Regions from separate parts of the Homo sapiens genome. Here region 2 is linked to region 1. Evidence: read pairs that join two places in POLR2A ChIA-PET (ENCODE). Cell type or tissue: OCI-LY7. All regions are shown on one strand. Each heading gives the region's core, and the rest is flanking DNA. Links, peaks and the distances in the headings are about the cores only.

Region 1 (10,186 bases), core at 1,780-6,779:
TCCTCAGCACTCTTGTTAAAGGGACACGCAGACCTGTGACCTGCAAGATTCGCATCCTGCCATCGGTAAGGATGGTGTGTTACATATGAAGGTCCATTCTCTCTGGTGATGTTGGATTTAGGTTTGTGAACGATTCTTGAGGTGCTAAATTAGGCTTGGAGGAGAGAGTAGAGCTGAGCCTACTTTAGGAGGCAGCAGCTGCTCCTTCTGGAGCTTCAGTAACCATCCTGTGTGGTCCTCCTCCTCAGCTAGAAGATACCCTGAGCCTTGTGAAGCGGATAGAGAGGACTGGCATTGCTGCCATCGCAGTTCATGGGAGGTGAGTGGTCACCTTTCTAGTGACTGGCAGGGAGGTCCTAACCCATCTTAGTGATCCTTCCTTAATTGATCTGTCACCCCAAGTGACAGCCAATTTCTCTTCTACATATTCAGCCTACCTCTGCCTAGCTCTTTGATATCTTATGAGTCTGGAGGGCAGGCAGACCCTGAATGGGCTTTTGCATTTGCCTTTCTTTCATTCATGGAGTGCCTATTGAGGGTAGGTACTGAGGTTTAGAGACACAGAGAGACTAAGAAAGGAGAAACACCTCTACTATCAGGATGTGTAAATGCTAGAGATTGAGTAATTTGCTCAAAATCATACCATGCAGCCAGTACGTGGTGGAATTCTGACCCTCATGAGAAAAATCTCATTTATTTCCTTCCCTCCCTCCCTCCCTCCCTTCCTTCCTTCCCTCCCTCCCTCCCTTCCTTCCTTCCCTCCCTCCCTCCTTCCTTCCCTCCTTCCTTCCTTCTTTCCTTCCTCCCCTCCCCTCCCCCTCCCTTCTCCCCTCCCTCTCCCATCTCCTCCCCTCTCCCCCCTCCCCTCCCATCTCCTCCCCTCTCCCCTCCCATCTCCTCCCCTCTCCCCTCCCATCTCCTCCCCTCTCCCTTCCCATCTCCTCCCCTCCCCCCTCCCCTCTCCTCTCCCCTCCTCTCCTCTCCTCCTCTTTGTCATTCTGTCACCCAGGCTGGAGTGCAGTAGCGCAGTCTTGGCTCACTGCAATCTCCATCTCCCGGGTTCAAGTGATTCTCCTGCCTCAGCCTCCCGAGTAGCTGAGATTACAGGTGCGCTCCACCATGCCCAGCTAATTTTTATATTTTTAGTAGAGACAGGGTTTCACCACGTTGGCCAGGCTGGTTTCAAACTCCTGATCTCAGGTGATCTGCCCACCTTGGCCTCCCAAAGTACTGGGATTACAGGCATGAGCCACCAGGCCCAGCCTCATTTTCTTTCTATTATATTGAGCAATGACTTCTCCCTTGAATAATCCCAGACAGACTGCTTTGTTTATGTGTTTTTCATTGTTGTTGTTGTTTTTTGAGACAGTCTTGCTCTGTTACCCAGGCTGGAGTGAAGTGGCACAATCATAGCTCACTGCAGCCTCAAACTCCTGGGCTCAAGTAATCCTCCTGCCTCAGCCTCCTGAGTAGCTGAAACTACAGGCACATGCCACCACACCTGGCTAATTTTTTATTTTTTTGTAGTGACGGGATCTCCTTATGTTGCCCAGGCTGGTCTCAAACTCCTGGGCTTAAGTGATCCTCCTGCCTCAGCCCCTCAAAGTGCTGGGATTACAGGCTTGAGCCACCATACCCAACCTATTCTTTTAAAGGCTCTGCCTCTCTTGTCTGCATTTGTTGGACTGCCAGCTGTCACAATGACTAAACAATCCTTCTAGCTGTAGCTAATGTACTCTATGCTGAGAGCTGAGGTTCTGAAGGCCACCCTTGGCTTACCATTCACACTTGTTCCCTGTGTCCAGGATGTGATTTTGTACAGCATCTCAGGTCAGTAGACTTGGGCCAGAGGGACCTCTCTTCTCTGAGTGATGTTCCTTTGGGCTTAGGGGTCTTATAGGAAGAGCCCAAGTTGTTGATTGTGCTCTTACAACATTTTCAGAGAAGGGAACCCAGAACTCCCTTCATACAAAGCAGAGCAAAGCAGAGTTGCTTGGGTTGAAGCCAGGAGGGAGGAGTACACACTTGTACACATATGCGCCTTCCCAAGGCAGCAGGCTTTGGATTCAGACTCCCTGGTTTGAGATCCCGGCTCTGCTGCTTGTTAGCTGTATATCCTTGGGAAATCACTTAACCTTTCTGAGCACAACATTCCTTGTTTAGAAATTAAGATAATTTCTACTTTATAGGGTTGTCCCAGGGCTTTTATGAGATTGTGAATATAAATCCTTGGCACAGTGCCTGGCATGTAGTATTCTTTCTCTCTCTTTTTTTTTTTTTTTTTTTTTTGAGACGGAGTCTTGCTCTGTTGCCCAGGCTGGAGTGCAGTGGCATGATCTCGGCTCACTGCAACCTTCGCCTCCTGGGTTCAAGCAATTCTCCTGCCTCAGCCTCCTGAGTAGCTGGGATTACAGGTGCCTGCCACCATGCCTGGCTTTTTTTTTTTTTTTTTTTGTATTTTTAGTAGAGATGGGGTTTCACCATGTTGGCCAGGCTGGTCTCAAACTCCTAACCTCAAATAATCCACCCACCTTGGCTTCCCAAAGTGCAGGGATTACAGGCGTGAGCCACCATGCCAAGCCAGTATTCTCTTAATAAAGGAAGCTATTATTTTTTACCCGTAGTTGGGAACACTCGGAAGACAGATGTGGGTGAGTTTGAAGAAGCCCTTTGTGACCATCAAAGCTGGTGAGATGGGCTAAAAGTGACCATTGGAGATGTAGGGAGACAGAGGTAGAGGCTAGGTTGACAGGGCCCTCGACCCTTTTGTTGAAGAGTATAGTAGAGGGGCCCGGGCGCGGTGGCTAACGCCTAGAATCCCACCACTTTAGGAGGCCGAGGCGGGTGGATCACATGAGGTCAGGAGTTCAAGACCAGCCTGACCAACATGGTAAAACCCTGTTTCTACTAAAAAAAATACAAAATTAGCTAGGCATGGTAGCTCATGCCTGTAATCCCAGCTACCTGGGAGGCTGAGGTAGAATTGCCTGAACCCAGGAGGTGGAGGTTGCAGTGAGCCGAGATTGCACCATTGCACTCCAGCCTGGGCAACAAGAATGAAACACCATATCAAAAATAAAAGAACAAGAGTATAGCAGAGGGGACATACTCAGACAAGAGCTGGACAAGGGCTATCTGGTCGACCGTCTTGCTTGCTTTGTTGCTGAGCACAGCTCAGGTCAGGCCTCACGTCAGCAGCCCTAAAACTCATGCACAAGAACTTGCAGTTGACTTTGGAAGGAGGGGCCCCAGGTTGTGGTCCTGCCTCCCTTGTGCCGTGGTGTGGCAGCCATGGTCCGTGCCTTTCCTGGGTGCGGGGCCTACCCTGTGTCAGGTGCCTCTCCCTAGGATCAGCTGTGCAACTTGGCTTTGGCATTGGCAGCTGTGTGGGAGTGGCCAGTCTGAGCAGCAGCAGCTGTTCCCAGTCCCTTGGAGAGGGCAGGACTGGGACAGTAGGGGCAGCACTCTTATGGCCCTGTCCCTCATCTCTGGCAGAGGCAAAAGGAAGCTAGGGAAAAGCAACATGACCTTGGGAGCCAGGCCACCCACCATGCCCCCCTGCAGCCAGGCCTCCCCTGCAGGCCTCCAAGAGCTGGACTTGCCGTCTCAGCATGGATCTGTGCTGCCCCTGCCCCTCACAGTTCTCCAGAGGGCAGGGAGAGCCATTTCCTGCCACCTGTCCTTGATTGCCATATGGCCACCTGACCTTCCTGAGGTTCAGTGGGGAGGACAGTAAGGTTTGGCTGAGGTAACCCTGTGTGAGTGGTGTCGTGGCTTTTGGTGCTTAGCCCTCAGCCCCATCTTTCTATCTCCAAGGAAGCGGGAGGAGCGACCTCAGCATCCTGTCAGCTGTGAAGTCATCAAAGCCATTGCTGATACCCTCTCCATTCCTGTCATAGCCAAGTAAGCCTCCTGTCTTCATCATGTACTCTGTGTCCCACAGAGCTAAGGGCTGGGTGGTAGCCAGGCCCAGCCTTCCCTAGAGTGAAAAGTTTTAGGGGTGGCTTGAAAAGGGCAGGGCTTTCCACAAGACCCCAGACCTGTTCCTTCTGCTGCCACCTGAGACCCTCCCCTCTGCATGCCTGTCTCAGGACTGAGGCTGCCGACTGACTCCTGATGAAATGTACAGAGACAGAGCAGGGGGTCCTTGGAGCAGCAGGCTGCAGGGAGGGGAAAGTATGACCTAACTGGGCCTCCTTCCTTCCTCTTGTCATCACTAGGGTGTCTGTTCCTCTCGCCAGGGTTTTGACTTAGCCCTCAGTGAACATATAAGTGGCCCATTCAGCTTGGGGGTTTTCCTGTAGCCCCAGTAGCCCAGTTATGGACCCATGTCTCCAGATGTGGGCTGGCTGTAGCCACTGTTTTAGATTAGGGGCAAGGAAAGTAAATTTCCTGGATTACCTATTAAGTGCCAGGCACTCTACATGTATTATCTCAGTTAGTGCTCCTAACTTCATAATGGGATATGGATTCTAATATCCACTTTACTGAAGCTCTGATAGCTGAAGGGACTTGGCCAAATTCACATTGTTAATCAGTGGCAGATCTGAGAGCTGACTTTTTCTGAAAATGCTGATAGGTTCCGTGATGGGGACACCCCTAACCCTCTGGTTGCTTTTTAGCGGAGGATCTCATGACCACATCCAACAGTATTCGGACATAGAGGACTTTCGACAAGCCACGGCAGCCTCTTCCGTGATGGTGGCCCGAGCAGCCATGTGGAACCCATCTATCTTCCTCAAGGAGGGTCTGCGGCCCCTGGAGGAGGTCATGCAGAAATACATCAGATACGTACGTCTCTGTACTTTTTCAAAACAAGCATTTCTCACTGTCTACCACACTCCTGCAGAGAGCACTTTGTGTGAGCCCCCAGCTGCCAGCTGTGCTTGCTGTTCCTCTCCTTTTCTTTTTAGCTCATGTAGTGTAGCTGCACTAGCTCACTGCTTTATTCGGTCTCCCCAGCTGCAATGCTAAGAGAGGATGCTGGGGGGCATACCCCTACCATCTCCTAAAGCTTCCAGAGGTTTGCAGGTCATAGCAAGAACCTTCTAGATCCAGGATGCTGTTGGAACCCCGAACACATGATATATATCTTTCTTTTTCTCACACGCTGCACATACAGAGGCATATGCACGTGGACTGTGGGTTCTGCATCATCAAAGGCATATGTGCCTATAGGTTGGCTCAGGAGCAGCCACAGCCAAGAGGAGCAATTGAGAAATTTCTCACCTGATTTGACTCATCAGTCGAAATAATTTCTAAAACTTTTCTCTTGCTAATTCCAGAATGCTTTAAGCATAACCCTCTACTTAGGGAATAGCTTTTTTTTTTTTTTTTTGAGATGGGGTCTTGCTCTGTTGCCCAGGTGTGAGCATAGTGGCATAATCATGACTCACTGCAGTCTTGACCTCCTGGGCTCAAGTGATCCTCCTGCTTCAGCCTCCCAAGTAGTTGGGACTACAGGCATGTGCCACAACACTCAGCTAATTTTTTATTTTTTTAATAGAGATGAGGTCTCCCTATGTTGCCCAGGCTGGGAATGGCCTTTTCTAAACCAGTTTCTTCTCATTGAGAGGTTGATGGTAGTGCCAAGGGCATATCCCTATAAAAGAAAATGAAGAGTTCACTTGCCTTATCTCTTTGGCACAACCCTGGAACTCTGTGGGACTCTGATCAGCTGCACATGTCTGCAGGGAGAGACAGTGAGTGGTCCTCAAATTCTTCAGTGAATTGGGTCTGAACAGAGGGTGCAGTCTTTGCCCAGAGCAGAGTTCCACCCTCCTCTTCAGTCCTAGGGTTCATACCTGCCTAGGAGTGCCTGTGGCTGCCATGGTATGTGAGTGTTTCCATGGCTGTGCAAGCTAGGATGGTAAGATGCCCTGAGGTCTGCGTCCAGAGCTGGGCAGCCTTTGTCCTATTTCCTGTTCAATGCTGCAGCCCTCACTCCCTGGTTCTGGTGTCCTGCTGGGCAAGTTGGTGACCACCAGCTCTCCAATGGTCTGGGATAGCTCCATGGCAAGGGAGGGCTTGCCCCAGCCCAGGTCAGCTATCCAGCTTTTTGGCCAGCTGGCAAGTCTGGCCAAGAAGACGTGCTGAACAGTGCTGAGCTTGCTCACTGGGTGAAAGGTGATATTATCATTCCTGCTGAGCCATCTCTTGGCAGCTCCTCAAGAGGGTGTGCTATCACAGAGAAAGGGAGCGGCTTTCAAGCATAGGCAGGGCTGCTTCTGGTCCAGCCAGGTGCCTTCTTCCCAGACAAGCTGAGTCAAGGACTTGCCACCAGCCGGGGCGCCCCGACTTACTTCCCACTTTGTCCTGAGCGTGCCGTGGCACTTTCCCAGCCACTGAAGTCATAGGCCCACGTGGAGTTACTAGAGCAGCATAGGGGGTGGGGGATGGGAGGGTGTCCTGGAGGGCTGGGGAAGGCCACCTTCACCCAATACTGCTCTCCTGCCCTACCTCTAGCCAGCCGACTTCCACTGGGTGTCCCAGGCAGTCAGTCATCTTGCCTCCCTGAGCCTTCATTTCACGGTCTGTGGAGTGATGGTGACAGTTGCACCTCACACTTGTATAGATAAATGTAGTCATGAGTAACCCATGTGAACTAAATGATGCTGTGTTTTACCCACGTAGGGGGAAGTTAGAGGCTATTCAAGATGTGGGAAGGGAAGGTGCCCATTCTGGTTAGAAGGAATAGAAGAATCTCACCCCTTTCCTGGCACTGGACCTGCCATGCCAGAATTTGGTGTGTTTCCCCTCCCTTCCCTGGAAGATACTTGGCAGTAGGTCCTCTGTGGTGGCTGAAGCAGGAAGGGGCTCCCGCACTTCGAGACCTCAGTCAGGCTGTCCAGGAGAATGTGTTTCTGACCGTGGTCCTTGGCTGTGACCCTCAAGCTTTGTACCACTAGCTGGAAGAGTAGATGACCAAGGTCGAAGTGGCTTTTTAATTTATTTTTATTTTTATTTTTAATTTTAGATAGGGTCTCAGTCTGTTGCCCAGGCTGGAGTGCAGTGGCATGATCATAGCTCACTACAGCCACAACTCCTGGGTGCAAGCAATCCTCTTGCCTTAGCCTCCCTAGTAGCTATGGCTACAGGTGTGTGCCAACATGCCTGGCTAATTTTCTTTTTCTTTTTTTTTTTTTTTTTGAGACAGAGTTTTGCTGTTGTCGCCCAGGCTGGAGTGCAGTGGCACGATCTTGGCTCACCGCAACCTTCGCCTCCAGGGTTCAAGCGATTCTCTTGCCTCAGCCTCCCGAGTAGCTGGGATTACAGGCACCCGCCACCACGCCCAGCTAATTTTGTATTTTTAGTAGAGACGGGGCTTCACCATGTTGGTCAGGCTGGTCTTGAACTCCTGACCTCAGGTGATCCGCCCGCCTTGGCCTCCCAAGGTGCTGTGATTACAGGCGTGAGCCACCGTGCCCAGCCGATAATTTTCTTTTTTTTAATTTTTGTAGAGTTGAGTCTTACGTTGCCCAGGCTGCTCTTGAACTCCTAGCCTCAAGCAGTCCTCCTGCATTGGCCTCTCAGAGTGCTGGGATTACAGATGTGAGCCACTGCTCCTGGCCAGTGGTGGTTCTTCTTATGGGGGTCACATTGCCTTGGCTACACATACATCTCTGGTGCCTTCTTGGAGCTCCTTTCCCTGCCATCAGAGCATAGCCCAGGCCTTAGAGCCTGCCTGGGCATCAGGCAAGTCATTTCTTTTCTCAGGCGGTGCAGTATGACAACCACTACACCAACACCAAGTACTGCTTGTGCCAGATGCTACGAGAACAGCTGGAGTCGCCCCAGGGAAGGTTGCTCCATGCTGCCCAGTCTTCCCGGGAAATTTGGTAAGAGGCACAATAAGATGTCCATCTGTCCTTGTACGCATTGCCCAAGTTTGACTTTGAGCCCTAAGCTGACTCCACCAGGGGACCAGGGACACAGCTTCTGGATGTAGATGTAGAGGAGTGGAGTGATGGTACAGCTTTGCCTCCCAGGAGGGGATTCTTTGAAAGCTTTGAAACGTCCCATCCCTGGACGGATCAGCAGAGCTCTGGGAACTAGGGTACTAGAAGGATAGAGGAATGCAAAGGAAGGGGATTTTCCATAAATGGGATAGTCACAGGCCAGGCCCCCAGGAACCAGTGGTCAGGAGAATTGGGCTGTAGCATGGAGCCTCTACCTTGAGCCTGCACTCACATCCATCACCCTGCAGTTTGAGAGACCACCTGTTGATTCTCTAGATCAGGTGCAGCTCTAGCTCAGATGGTTGACAGTTGAGGCCCTTCACAAGCTGGCCTAGCCACTGCCCCCACAGCTCCCTGTCTACCTGTCTGCTTCCAGAACTCCACACCTGTGCTTGTAATGGGTCGTCTGCCTGGAAGGCTCTCTCCCTCTCACGTGAGCTATCTGTAGCCTCCCTCTTACATAGATGCCTTTCTGAACCACTTTTGCCATTGGGGATCTATCTTCGTTTGAGTCTTCCAGCCTTCAAGATGTTTCCTAGAAGGGAAAAACCTTTGCCAGAGCCCTCTTCCCACCCTTGGCTTATGGCATTGGTTCAGTCCCTACCCCACATAACTCTGTAGCTCTGGGTGGTGCCTCAGTGTCAGCTGAGACCCATGTATAACTGCCTGTGGCTGGGCGGGAAGTGGGGAACCACTTAGTGGTCAGGCCTCTGTCTCTTCCTCCCATGGGCCCATGTGCTTGATCAGCATTGGTTAACTCAGTCACGGCTGGCTGGGGATACCATCTGTGTGCTTCCCCTCAGGAGAGAGGCTGCAGGTGGTGGGGGTGACCTTTACAACCTTTGCCACCCAGCCCAGCCTCCCTCCAGTGTCCACGCTTGGGTTCACATTCACTTTCCATCTTCCAGTCCACAGTAATCCCAGGGCTGGGCAGGGGGCACATTCTGATGGCCAGGCCCCGGTGGTGTTTTGGTGTATGTGGTAGAGGAGTTTCTCAGTGGTGGGGCCCTGGGGTCCTGCAGTACCCTGGATGCTGGCTCCGCTAAAGTGTTTGCTCTGATCTGCTTCTTCCTCCCTAGTGAGGCCTTTGGCCTTGGTGCCTTCTATGAGGAGACCACACAGGAGCTGGATGCCCAGCAGGCCAGGCTCTCAGCCAAGACTTCAGAGCAGACAGGGGAGCCAGCTGAAGATACCTCTGGTGTCATTAAGATGGCTGTCAAGTTTGACCGGTAGGTCTCCAGCTTGGCCTCAGCTTGGGCTAGGGCCAGCACCCTTGGGGTCCCACTGGGCCAGCACACTGGCTGCTGTATGTGCTTAATGTCAAACGTAGGGACCACAGGTCTTGTTGGTTTGGAAACTCGTTCTAAATTTTCAGCATCCCATAGAAGGTGCTTTCAGGGGAGATAGTCCCTGAAAGGCTGTCCCAAGGATAACTGAACTCTACTTTTTCCCTGATTTACCGCCTCCCACAACTCAGGGCAGGGGGGACTTGTCTCCTGTTCCTGAAAGTCTGTGCTTTTCCAAGGCCCTGAGGAACTGGCTCCTGGCATGAAGCTCCTCAAACAACAGCAGGACCCTAGCCCTCATTTGGCTCTGCAGCCCCTACCCACACCCAGTGCCCCTCACCAGCTCTGTGGTGCTCTCTCAAGCTGCTTACGCCTCAGATTGTGACTCAGCTTTGAATGGTGCCCTCCTCTGGGATCTGAGCCTTTCTCCAGTCCCCAGGACCAGACAGGAGCCAGTCTTGTCTGGCAGAGGTGTGGAGAGGGGGAGCAGGGTGGTGGGGAATAGCTGTTGGGCAGTCAGATGCCAGGGAGAGTTCCAGTTGGGAAGTTGGAATATGACCCCTCCCACCCTGTCACTGTGTCACCCTGTCACAGGCTGACTCTGAAACCAGATTCCAAGTGTCCATGGCTGCAGCAGATGATCATGACACTTGGCAGGCGGAATCAGGATGGGCGCTGAGCTAGATCCCCGAGACCATTGTCTGGCTACCTCCATTGCCCACCTCCACCCACTCCCTACTAATCTTGTCTTGAGTGGCAAGCTTCCTTCTTGGATGTTGAACATTGTTTTTCCAGTCTGGACCTCAGAGTACTGGGAGTTCATTCCCCCTTCCCTTACAATTTCTTGAGCATGCCAAAATTCATCTTCCCTTTAGGGAGAACCCAGGTCCAAGCTGCTGGTAGGACAAGAATGGGAGCCTAGGGGAGCAAGTACAGAAGCCT
Region 2 (10,186 bases), core at 1,698-6,697, 250 kb after region 1:
GAATAGCTGAGGAGGCAAAGAAGGGCAAGGGAGATAGCCAGCATGGAAAGGAAGAAAGAGGGAGTGTGTCTAGCAAGGTCAGAGGCACTGGGAAGTCCCAGATACTGATGACTGACATCAGCTGCAGGAGTGAGCTGGTGGTGGTTACCGAGAGTGATGTCAGTGGAGTGGTGGGCAGTAAGTGTGAAGAGGCCAGGAAGGTGGTGAGTGAGATGCCTTTTAAATAGTGAGCAGAGGTAGAAAGGACTACATTTCAGCTAAGCATCCATAGCTGGCTTCAGATATAAAACCTTGATGTGCCATTAAAAAAAAAAAAAAAAGAACCCCCTTCTTTCAGTGCACCGCTCTTCAAAGTGTGGAATGTGGACCACCTGTGGCACAATTGCCTGGAGCACATTAGCCCAGCCTTCTCAATAAGAGTGAGAGTGTGTGTGTGTGTGTGTGTGTGTGTGTGTTCTGGGACTCTGCATTTCAGGTAAGCTTTCTAGTGATTCTAGTGTTGACCCAAGGCTGGAGGGCCTCTGTTTTAATGTGAGCTCCTTAGCTGTCCCCTTGAATTCCCAGAAAGCGTGGCAGGGCCTGCCTAGTTCTGGGTGCTCATCCCGACCCCGCCTGAGGGTTTTCAGTGTGTGAATTACTGCAGTAGGAAATATGGAGAAGTGATTCTCCTCCCTTTACTACGGTATTGGTGAACTCTTTAGTTTTCCCTGATGATGTTAAGTGAACGTGCCCAGTGGGGTACCTGTCACATATACAGTGGGTGTATGTGAGTGCTTCTCTTTCCCCGGCTGCTCTCCCTAATACCGCATCAGTGGTTATCTCCAGGCAGAGATGTAGGCCAGGTTAGGTCAAGTATTAGGCAGATTGAGTCTGAGTTTTTCCTGAGGAGGAAAATGTGTAGTGTATAGCAAGATCAAGATGCTAGTGGCTGTGGAATTACTGTGACAGGGCTAACTGCCGAGACCAGCTCGGTCGTGGAGACCCTAACCCAGTGGCGCTAGAGGAATTAAAGACACACACACAGAAATATAGAGTGCAGAGTGGGAATTGGGGGGCTGACAGCCTTCAGAGCTGACAGCCACGAACAGAACTTTACCTACATATTTATTGACAGCAAGCCAGTGATAAGCATTGTTCCTATAGATTATAGATTAAAACGGGAAACAAAGGGATGGGCTCTGGCTAGTTATTTGCAGCAGGAACATGTCCTTAAGGCACAGATCACTCATGCTATTGTTTGTGGTTCAGGAACGCCTTAAGCGAAAGCCGCCCTGGGTGGGCCAGGTATTCCTTGCCCTCATTCCAGTAAACCCACGACCTTCAGTGTGGGCATCATAGCCATCAACGAGCATGTCACAGTGCTGCAGAGATTTGTTTATGACCAGTTTTGGGGCCTGTTTTTGGCCAGATTTGGGGGCCTGTTCCCAGCAGCTAACTACTGGAGCATTTTTAGGTCTGAGAACATCTTTCTCTGAGACTTTTTTCTGCAGCACTAGAGAATAACAGCTTGAAACTCTATTAAAATAAAGTGGCCAGGTGCAGCGACGGATGCTTGTATTGTAGTTCTGCTGAGGCAAGAGGATCTCTTGAGCTAAGGAGTTCAAGGCTGCAGTGCCCAATGATTGAGGCTGTTCATAGCCACTGCACTACAGCCTGGGTGACATAACGAGACCCTGTTTCTAAAAATAAACAAAAAAATAGGCCAGGCGCAGTAGCTCACACCTGTAATCCCAGCACTTTAGGAGGCCAAGGTGGGCGGATCAGTTGAGGTCAGGAGTTCGAGAACAGCCTGGCCAACATAGTGAAACCCCATCTCTAATGTAAATACAAAAATTAGCCAGGCGTGGTGGTGAGCACCTGTAATCCCAGCTACCTGGGAGGCTGAGGCATGAGAATCACTTGAACTTGGGAGGCAGAGGTTGCAGTGAGCTGAGATTGCACCACTGTACTCCAGCCTGGGTGATGGGGTGAGACCCTGTCTCAAAAAAAAAAAAATAAATAAAGATAAAAGACAACCAAAAAATAGTTTAAAATAGATGACACGTTTGTTCTATCTGTTTAGCAATGTGTTTATATATGTGAATACTCTTGTGTGTTGATGTGTATCATGCAAAGGTTACTGACTTTTTTGTTTTTTAGGTCATCTTATGCAGATATGCTACATGACAAAGACAGAGTAAGTGTAAAAGGAAACTATTATCTTGATGTGGGGTGTTTTGAAGTCTTGGATTACAAGAAGGTTAAGAATCCCTGGGGGTCATGATGTTAAATGATACTGAGAGGCGTATGGTGTAGAAGTCAGGAAATCAGTTGGGAGACTGGGTCCTACTTCTGGCTCTATTTTTGTTGTTTAATCTCCCAGCTTTATCAAGATAGAACTGACAAATAAAAATGGTCTATGTTTATGGTAATACAATGTGATGAATATATGTGTATGGTGTAAAATGATTGAATCAAGCTAATTAACAAATCTACCGCCTCATACTTTTTTGTGTGTGGTGAGAACATTTAAGATCTACTCGCTTAGTAATTTTTAAGTGTACATTATTAACTATAGCTCACAATGCCGTACAGCAGATCTCCACAACTTATTCATCCTATCTGACTGAAACATCAGATCCTCTCCCTTAGCAGGTACCATTCTCTGGGCTTCTGAGTTCAACATTTTTTTTTTTTTTTGAGACAGAATCTCGCTCTGTCACTCAGGCTAGAGTACAGGGGCGAGATCTCGGCTCACTGCAGCCTCAGTCTCCCGAGTTCAAGCGATTCTCCTGCCTCAACCTGCCTAAGTGTTGGGATTGTACCTAGTATTGGGATAATACTATTATTATACTATTATACCTAGTATTGGGATTATAACTTGGGATTACAGGTGCGTGCCATGACACCTGGCCTTCACTGTAGTTTTAATTTCCATTTTTAATTTTAATTTTATTTTTTTGAGACTGGGTCTCTGTTGCCCAGTGCAGTGGTGTGATCTCGGCTGCACTGCAGCCTAGACTTCTTGGGCTTAAGCGATCCCCCAACCTCAGCCTTCCCAGTAGCTGGGACTACAGGCATGCCACCATGCCTGGCTAATTTTTGTATGTTTTGTAGAGGCAGAGTTTCGCTGTATTGCCCAGGCTGGTCTTGATCCCCTGAGGTCAAGTGATCCACCCGCCTTGGTCTCCCAAAGTGCTGGGATTATGGGCATGAGCTACTGCGCCCGGCCATCGTGTGCTTGTTTACCATGTGTATATCTTTGTTCTAGTCTAGGGTTATGAACATAGGTGTGATTCTTGATAGACACTGCCACATTGCCTTCAAAAAGGGTTCCAGATTCACTGTAATATCTTCAAAACTGGGTCATTAAAAAGTGACAGCTAATTTAATGGCATCGTTAAAGTGAAGGCTGTGCCATCCCTGGTTTACAATTGAGGACGCTGTTCATCAATTTTTTTTAACTTAAAAAATAAATAAAACAAGGCCAGGCACGGTGGCTCATGCCTGTAATCCCAGCACTTTGGGAAGCCGAGGCAGGCAGATCACGGGGTCAGGAGATCGAGACCATCCTGGCTAACATGGTGAAACCCCGTCCCTACTAAAAATACAAAAAAAAGCCGAGCGTGGTGGCGGGCAGGGCCTGTAATCCCAGCTACTCAGGAGGCTGATGCGGGAGAATGGCGTGAATCTGGGAGGCGGAGCTTGCAGTGAGCCGAGATTGCACCACTGCACTCCAGCCTGGGCGACAGGGAGACTCCGTCTCAAAAAAAAAAATTGTGGTAAAAACACATAACATAAACGGTCATACTGATTGTATCTAAGACATAAATGCACTTACTTTGACAATGAAATAGTTCTATATTTCTGTGAAAAATTATTTCACCCAGACTAAACATTTTTGTGCTTTACCTCAGAGGCAACGTCATTTCTTTTTTTTCTTTTTTCTTTCTTTCTTTTTTTTTTTTTAACAAGAATGAGTCTCCCTCTGTTGCCAGGCTTTAGTGCAGTGGTGTGATCTTAGCTCACTGCAACCTCCACCTCCCGAGTTCAAGTGATTCTCCTGCCTTAGCCTCCCAAGTAGCTGGGGTTACAGGCATGCGCCACCATGCCTGGCTAATTTTTTGTATCTTTAGTAGAGATGGGGTTTCACCATGTTGGCCAGGTTGGTCTCCAACTCCTGACCTCAAGTGATCCACCCGCCTCAGCCTCCCAAAGTGCTGGGATTACAGATGTGAGTCACTGCACCCGGCCTGGTAATTCTAAAGAATATTCAGTTCTAGATATTTTCTAATTCCAGTCTGATTTAGTCTTTTGCCTATCAGTTTAGAAGTGTGTTTCTTAATGTATGAAAAATTTTTTTTCTTCAGTTGTGTTTCTGATATTAAGATTTTTGACTTGTTTTGCATTGTGGTCAGAGGATATCACCCTTTTGATGCCAGTTCTGTATTAGCTGTCTAATGTTATTTAACAAATTACCTTAAATTTTAATAGCCTCTTAATATTTCTTACTAACTTGGCAGGTCATCAGTCTATTTAAAAGATTTGCACATATTTTTTCCATCATCTTTAGTTATTTTCAACAGAAGGGTCACTGTGCCTATTGAGTCAGACCGTTATAGATGAAAGATGTATGTGTTTACTAAAGACAGAAGTAAAAATCTTCAAGATGCAAAGAAGTTATTTTCTGATGGGGAAAATACTTTTTAGTGAAGCTCTCTGAGTTAGAGTCGGTAAAGGAAAACAAGCCATACATATTGCAGCAGAGCGGCTTTAACACAAGGAGCTGGCTACCCAGCTGTGGGAGGGCTAGAAAGCAAATGGGAACGCTGAGTAACCTAACAGTAGAGATTGCAGGGAGCAGTTACCTTGCCTAGGGCTGAGAAACTAAACGAGAAGATTAGGATTTCCAGAAGCCACAAGCATTGAGGAGAGATCCTGTGGACCACTGTCCAAGTACGGCTGCAGCTCTGAGGGGCCCAAGGAGCTGGTTATGGGATCATTGGGAAAAGTTGGAGTCTGCAATCAACTGCCCCTACCGAGAGGACCCTGATGAGAACAGCAGCATGCAGAAAGGAGCAAGCCTGCTCTGTCCTCCTACCTTCCAGTCGCCCTCTTGGTCCCCCTTTTGGCTGTACCTAACAGTTGGAAAAAGGAGAACATGGTTTGCAGGGCTCTGGCATCACTTAGTAGAGGATAGAAGAGTGAGTGTGGAGCAGGGACAGTCGCTTAATAAAGGGCAAGGGGCTGACTCACAAGACCTGCCCAACTCAGCCAGAGCTGTTCTGCCAGGGGCCAGAAAGGCCATAGGGCCCTGACTTGCACTGCCACTGCCAGCTGTGACTCTAGAACTTTGCAAAGCACCTTTCCACTTACTTATAATAACTGGTAGTAAGTGACGGCCATGTCTTCCTTAGAATGTAAAATACTACCAAGGTATCCGGGCTGCCGTGAGCAGGGTGAAGGACAGAGGACAGAAGGCCTTGGTTCTCGACATTGGCACTGGCACGGGACTCTTGTCAATGATGGCGGTCACAGCAGGTGCCGACTTCTGCTATGCCATCGAGGTAAGCCATTCCCTTCAGGTGTGTGTCCTGCATCTTGCATGGGAAATCCCCTATGCTCTTGCACTTTCCCCGTCTGTTCCTTCACAAACATTCATGGAGTGCTCACTCTGTGCCAAGCACAGAGCCAGGCTCTGAGCGTATAGAGATGAGTCAGACACAGTTCCTTCCTCCAGGAGCTAATTTTCTCCTCTGTCAGCCTAGGCTGCACATCAGAATCACTAGGAGCTTTAGAAAATACTTACAGGCTGGGCACAGTGGCTCACGCCTGTAATCCCAGCACTTCGGGAGGGTGAGGCAAGACAATTGCTTGAGCCCAGGAGTTTGAGACCAGCCTGGGCAACATAGTGAGATCCCATCTCTACAGAAAAACTTTTAAATATTAGCTGGGCATGGTGGCATGTGCCTGTGTTCCAGCTATTCTTGAGGCTGAGATGGGAAGATCTCTTGAGCCCGGAAAGTCAAGGCTGCAGTGAGCCATGATTTGGACTTCATGTAAGAAAGCAAAAAATTACTTCTACCTTGTTTAAGCCAGTTATTGTGGGACTTTGTTGTTTCCAACTAATCAGTATATGAACTCAGTTTTGTAGGGGAAAGTATTTAAATACATGCCCCCACACCACCACACTCCAGCCTGGGTGACAGAGTGAGACTTTATCTCAAAAAAATCAAAACGAAACAAAGGCTGGGCACAGTGTCTCACCCCTGTAATCCCAGCACTTTGGGAGGCCGAGGCTTGGATCATGAGGTCAGGAGTTCAAGACCAGCCTGACCAACATGGTGAAACTCCATCTTTACTAAAAATACAAAAATTAGCCGGGTGTGGTGATGCGCGCCTGTAATCCCAGCTACTCAGGAGGCTGAGGCGAGAGAATCGCTTGAACCCAGGAGGCAGAGGTTACAGTGAGCCGAGATTGCGCCACTGCACTCCAGCCTGGGCGACAGAGTGAGACTCCATCTCAAAACAAAACAAAACAAAAAAACCTTATGCCTAGTCCCCAGCCCTAACAGATTTTGATTTAACTTTTCTGGGGTGAGGCCTGAGCCTTGGGACTTGGGAATGTGCGGCAAGGTTGAGAACCACTACCTTAAATGTCCCTATGGAGTCAGCTCTCTTATGTTTACCAATTTGTCATTTCTTTAATAAAACATTAAACAGCTTGAGCCCACAGAGCAAGAAAAATTAAAAACCAAACAAAATTAAAAATTAAACATGTTATTTTTCTCATAAAACAAATAATGCATATTATTATAGGAAATTTGGTAAATACCAAATAAAAATAGTATGTTGACCCAAAGTTAAGTACTGTTAACATTTTGGTGTATATTCTTCCAAGTTTTGGGGGCAGGCAGGGAGCATGTATATAAATACTTTCCCTACAAAATTGGGTTCATGTAGTGATTGAGTTGGAAATAACAAAGCCTCAAAATCACTGTGGTTTAAGGTAGAGTAGTTTTTTGCTATCTTTTTCGTGGCGTGATCTCTATTCACCGCAACCTCCGCCTCCTGGGTTCAAGCAATTCTCTTTTCTCAGCCTCCCAAATAGCTGGGATTACAGGTATGTACCACTGCACCTGGCTAATTTTTATATTTTTAGTAGAGATAGGGTTTCGCCATGTTGGCCAGGCTGGTCTTGAATTCCTGATCTCAGGGGATCCCCCCACCTCAGCCTCCCAAAGTGTTGGGATTACAGGTGTGAATCACTGCGCCCTGCCTTGTTCCTCTTTTTTAAAAGTAAGAATAACTTTCCCAGGAATTTCTATTATAGCAAACCTCTCCTTGGGTACCATCGGCTAGAATGAGGTTAAATCTCATTTCTTATCTCTGGCAAGAGGGATTCAGTTACTCTTAGCTCAGACAAGTGCACCACTGCAAAGGTCAGTTCCCCACGCTGCACCCTCACCTGATTTCAGGGGAGAGGAGGACACAGAATGGATGTCGGGAGGTCATCTTCAGTGTCCACTCCTGGTAGTGTTTTGGGTGAGATCTTGAGCTTCTTGATGGGCTGAGGAGAAGGAGGTGTGAAGGTACCAGCTTGCAGGTTCAGGGAGAGGTGACTGATGAGTCAGAAGGCAGCAGGGGTGAGGGACGACACTGGCTTTGGATATTGTCAGGGTGGAGGCAAAGTGATTGGTGAGAACTAGGGTTTAAGGCCCTCAAACCACATCTAAAAACATCAAGGCAAATCCTAGAAATAATTTGAAATAGATGATGAAGATTTTTCTAGGAGAACATGTGTGTGTATTCCATGTAAATACTGCGCGCTAATCAATTGCACAACTGGAGCTGCTCACGTAAGTACTCTTTACGAAAGGATACAGCATTTGTCCCTTGATTATAGTAAAAAATATAGTATTCATGGTAGAAAATGTGGGAAATACAGAAAAGGATTTAGAAAAAAGGAAAATCTTATCAGGAACAGTCTCGGTATCATTTTGTGGTTTCCACTTCGTGTGTAGGGCCACACGTGAGTCTGTTTGTTTTACATGCTAGAGCTCTTGGGGCTGTGGAATCTAGACTGGATAAGTTGAAAACAAAGAGTTGGAGGTGCTTATTTATGTTCAGGGAAACTCGAAGAGTTCAGGGAAGACTTCTGGATGGGGGATTCATGCTGCCCTGGGAAGTGGGGTTTGATTTGGCAGGTGGGGCCAGGATAGGGAAGGCTCAGTGATCATGAGATCATTGTGGCTGGAGTGTTGGTTGTTGGGGGAATGGGGGAGGAAGACTGGGAAGGTAAGGGAGGGCCTCCAAAGCAGTAGTTTCCCCTTATCTATGGTTTCACTTTTCGTGATTTCAGTTACCTGTGGTCAACTGAGGTCCAAAAATACTAAATGGAGCCAGGTGCGGTGGCTCACGCCTGTAATCCCAGCACTTTGGGTGGCTGAGACAGGTGGAAACCTTGAGTCCCAGAGTTGGAGACCAGCCTGGGCAACATGGCAAAACCCCGCCTCTACAAAAAGTAGCTGGGCATGGTGATCTACGCCTGTAGTCCCAGCTACTTGGGAGATTGAGGTGGGAAATTGCTTGAGCCTGGGAGGTGGAAGCTGCAGTGATCATGCCACTGGACTCCAGCCTGGACAATAGAGTGAGACCCTTCTCAAAAAAAAAAAAAAGAAAAATTAAATGGAAAATTCCAGAAATTATTTATAAGTTGTAAGTTGTGTACCATTCTGAGTATTATTACATAATTGTTCTATTTTTAGTTATTGTTAATTTATAAATTATTATTTATATTTATTATTGTGCCTAATTTATAAATTAAACCTGGTCATAGGTAAGCTTGGAGGCTGAAGCAGCTCCACTGTGAATGCTAATCCTCCACGCTGACTTCTGACCAACCCCAGCTTCAGGAATGCCTCTAAAATTTCCGCTCTCATGCACTTTGATGTAAATCCTGCCCTCAGGTCAGAACAACTTTGATGTTATCATAAATACATACTTACCGTAAATCCTGCCCTTCGTCAAATTCCCTGTGGTATGTAAGCCCTGCGTCTGAGCCATAACAGTGTGGGGGCCCAGTTTCTCACTGCCCGAGACAAGGCTTCTGTTTGTATGTCTCTATAAAGTGTGTCTTTCTGAGAAGCTGGATTTGCCAGTCTTTCCTCAGCCTCTCAGCTCCCGTGGCCTGTTGGGGTAGGTTTGCATAGAGCTGCCCACCATGGAACAGTATGTATGTATAGCAAAAAAAAAAAAAAAAAAAAAATGGTATACATAAGGGTCAGTACTGTCTGAGGTTTCAAGCATCCACCAAGGGTCTTAAAATGTATCCCCCATGGACAAGAGGCACTGCTGCACCATAAGAAAATAGAGGCTGTGTTCTGCCAACAGTGGGGATTTGGGACAATTTTGAGCCCAGAGGATGACCTACTTACTCACACCTACAGTCTGCTCTCCTCTGGAGGGCACAGCACGCCTCCCAGGTTCGTGAGGCAAGTCCCTTTCCTGGCTTTTTGGCGTCCTCTTGTGCGGTACTGACACCTACTGCTCTTACTAAGTAGTGCAGCCTCCTCAGGATCCCCGGCATCCCCGCTGTGCCTGGCACGGAATGAGAGTCCCTAATCACAAGTTAAAGCCAGCTGAATCTCAGCCCTTTTTCATGATGCACATTTGGAGAATAAAGTATTTAAGTTACATATCTTAGGACCAGAATCAAGGAATAGCTTGCTCACCTTAAAGGTCAGACTACTGTTTAATTTATTGCTCATTTTTCCTTGGGTTTCGGCTCTATTTTCTAGGTTTTCAAGCCTATGGCTGATGCTGCTGTGAAGATTGTGGAGAAAAATGGCTTTAGTGATAAGATTAAGGTTATCAACAAGCATTCCACCGAGGTGACTGTAGGTCCAGGTGAGATTTACACACCCTGTGTTGAAAGCTTTGCTTGCTCTTGTGTGAGAGAGGAAAAGGGTTATTCCAGTTACCTGGAACAAATCCAGGTCATAGCATAGAAGTGGGACCTCTCTGTGTGGAGCTCTGACAGTAAGGACTTGGTTTCTCTTGATGTTTATTTTCCTGCTAGTTAAAACTAGTCAACAAGGAGTAGACTAGAGCTAGTCAGGTCCAGCAATGGAGACGCAAACAAAACCTACATTTGCTTTAAGCAAATTGGAATTCTTATGGGGCTCAACTCTTGAGTTTCAACTAC

Evidence for each region. Peaks named below come from ENCODE experiments on the same cell type or tissue, not always from the same donor. Only the 100,000 strongest peaks of a DNase experiment are listed, where the experiment ranks them.
Region 2: POLR2A ChIA-PET joins it to region 1 with 10 read pairs; 3 of 35 experiments call an interaction of 5 or more read pairs at or near these places.

What each region holds. Positions count from the first base shown.
Region 1 is chr16:68,066,318-68,076,503 of GRCh38, forward strand. It overlaps DUS2 (dihydrouridine synthase 2), which reads left to right. Exons shown (of 17, transcript NM_017803.5): 9 at 1-65; 10 at 249-319; 11 at 3,817-3,903; 12 at 4,623-4,791; 13 at 7,717-7,838; 14 at 9,038-9,187. Among named protein-coding and RNA genes, the nearest start is that of NFATC3, 14 kb to the right of the region's middle. RefSeq lists an enhancer at 9,005-9,114. In OCI-LY7, for the core only: a CTCF peak has its summit at 4,987; DNase peaks (open chromatin) are centred at 3,817, 4,234 and 4,864; H3K4me3 peaks cover 1,139 bases; H3K27ac peaks cover 3,118 bases.
Region 2 is chr16:68,319,287-68,329,472 of GRCh38, forward strand. It overlaps PRMT7 (protein arginine methyltransferase 7), which reads left to right. Exons shown (of 19, transcript NM_019023.5): 4 at 2,140-2,176; 5 at 5,397-5,546; 6 at 9,780-9,888. It also overlaps the pseudogene RNU4-30P. Among named protein-coding and RNA genes, the nearest start is that of PRMT7, 13 kb to the left of the region's middle. In OCI-LY7, for the core only: no CTCF peak of the experiment used is centred there; no DNase peak of the experiment used is centred there.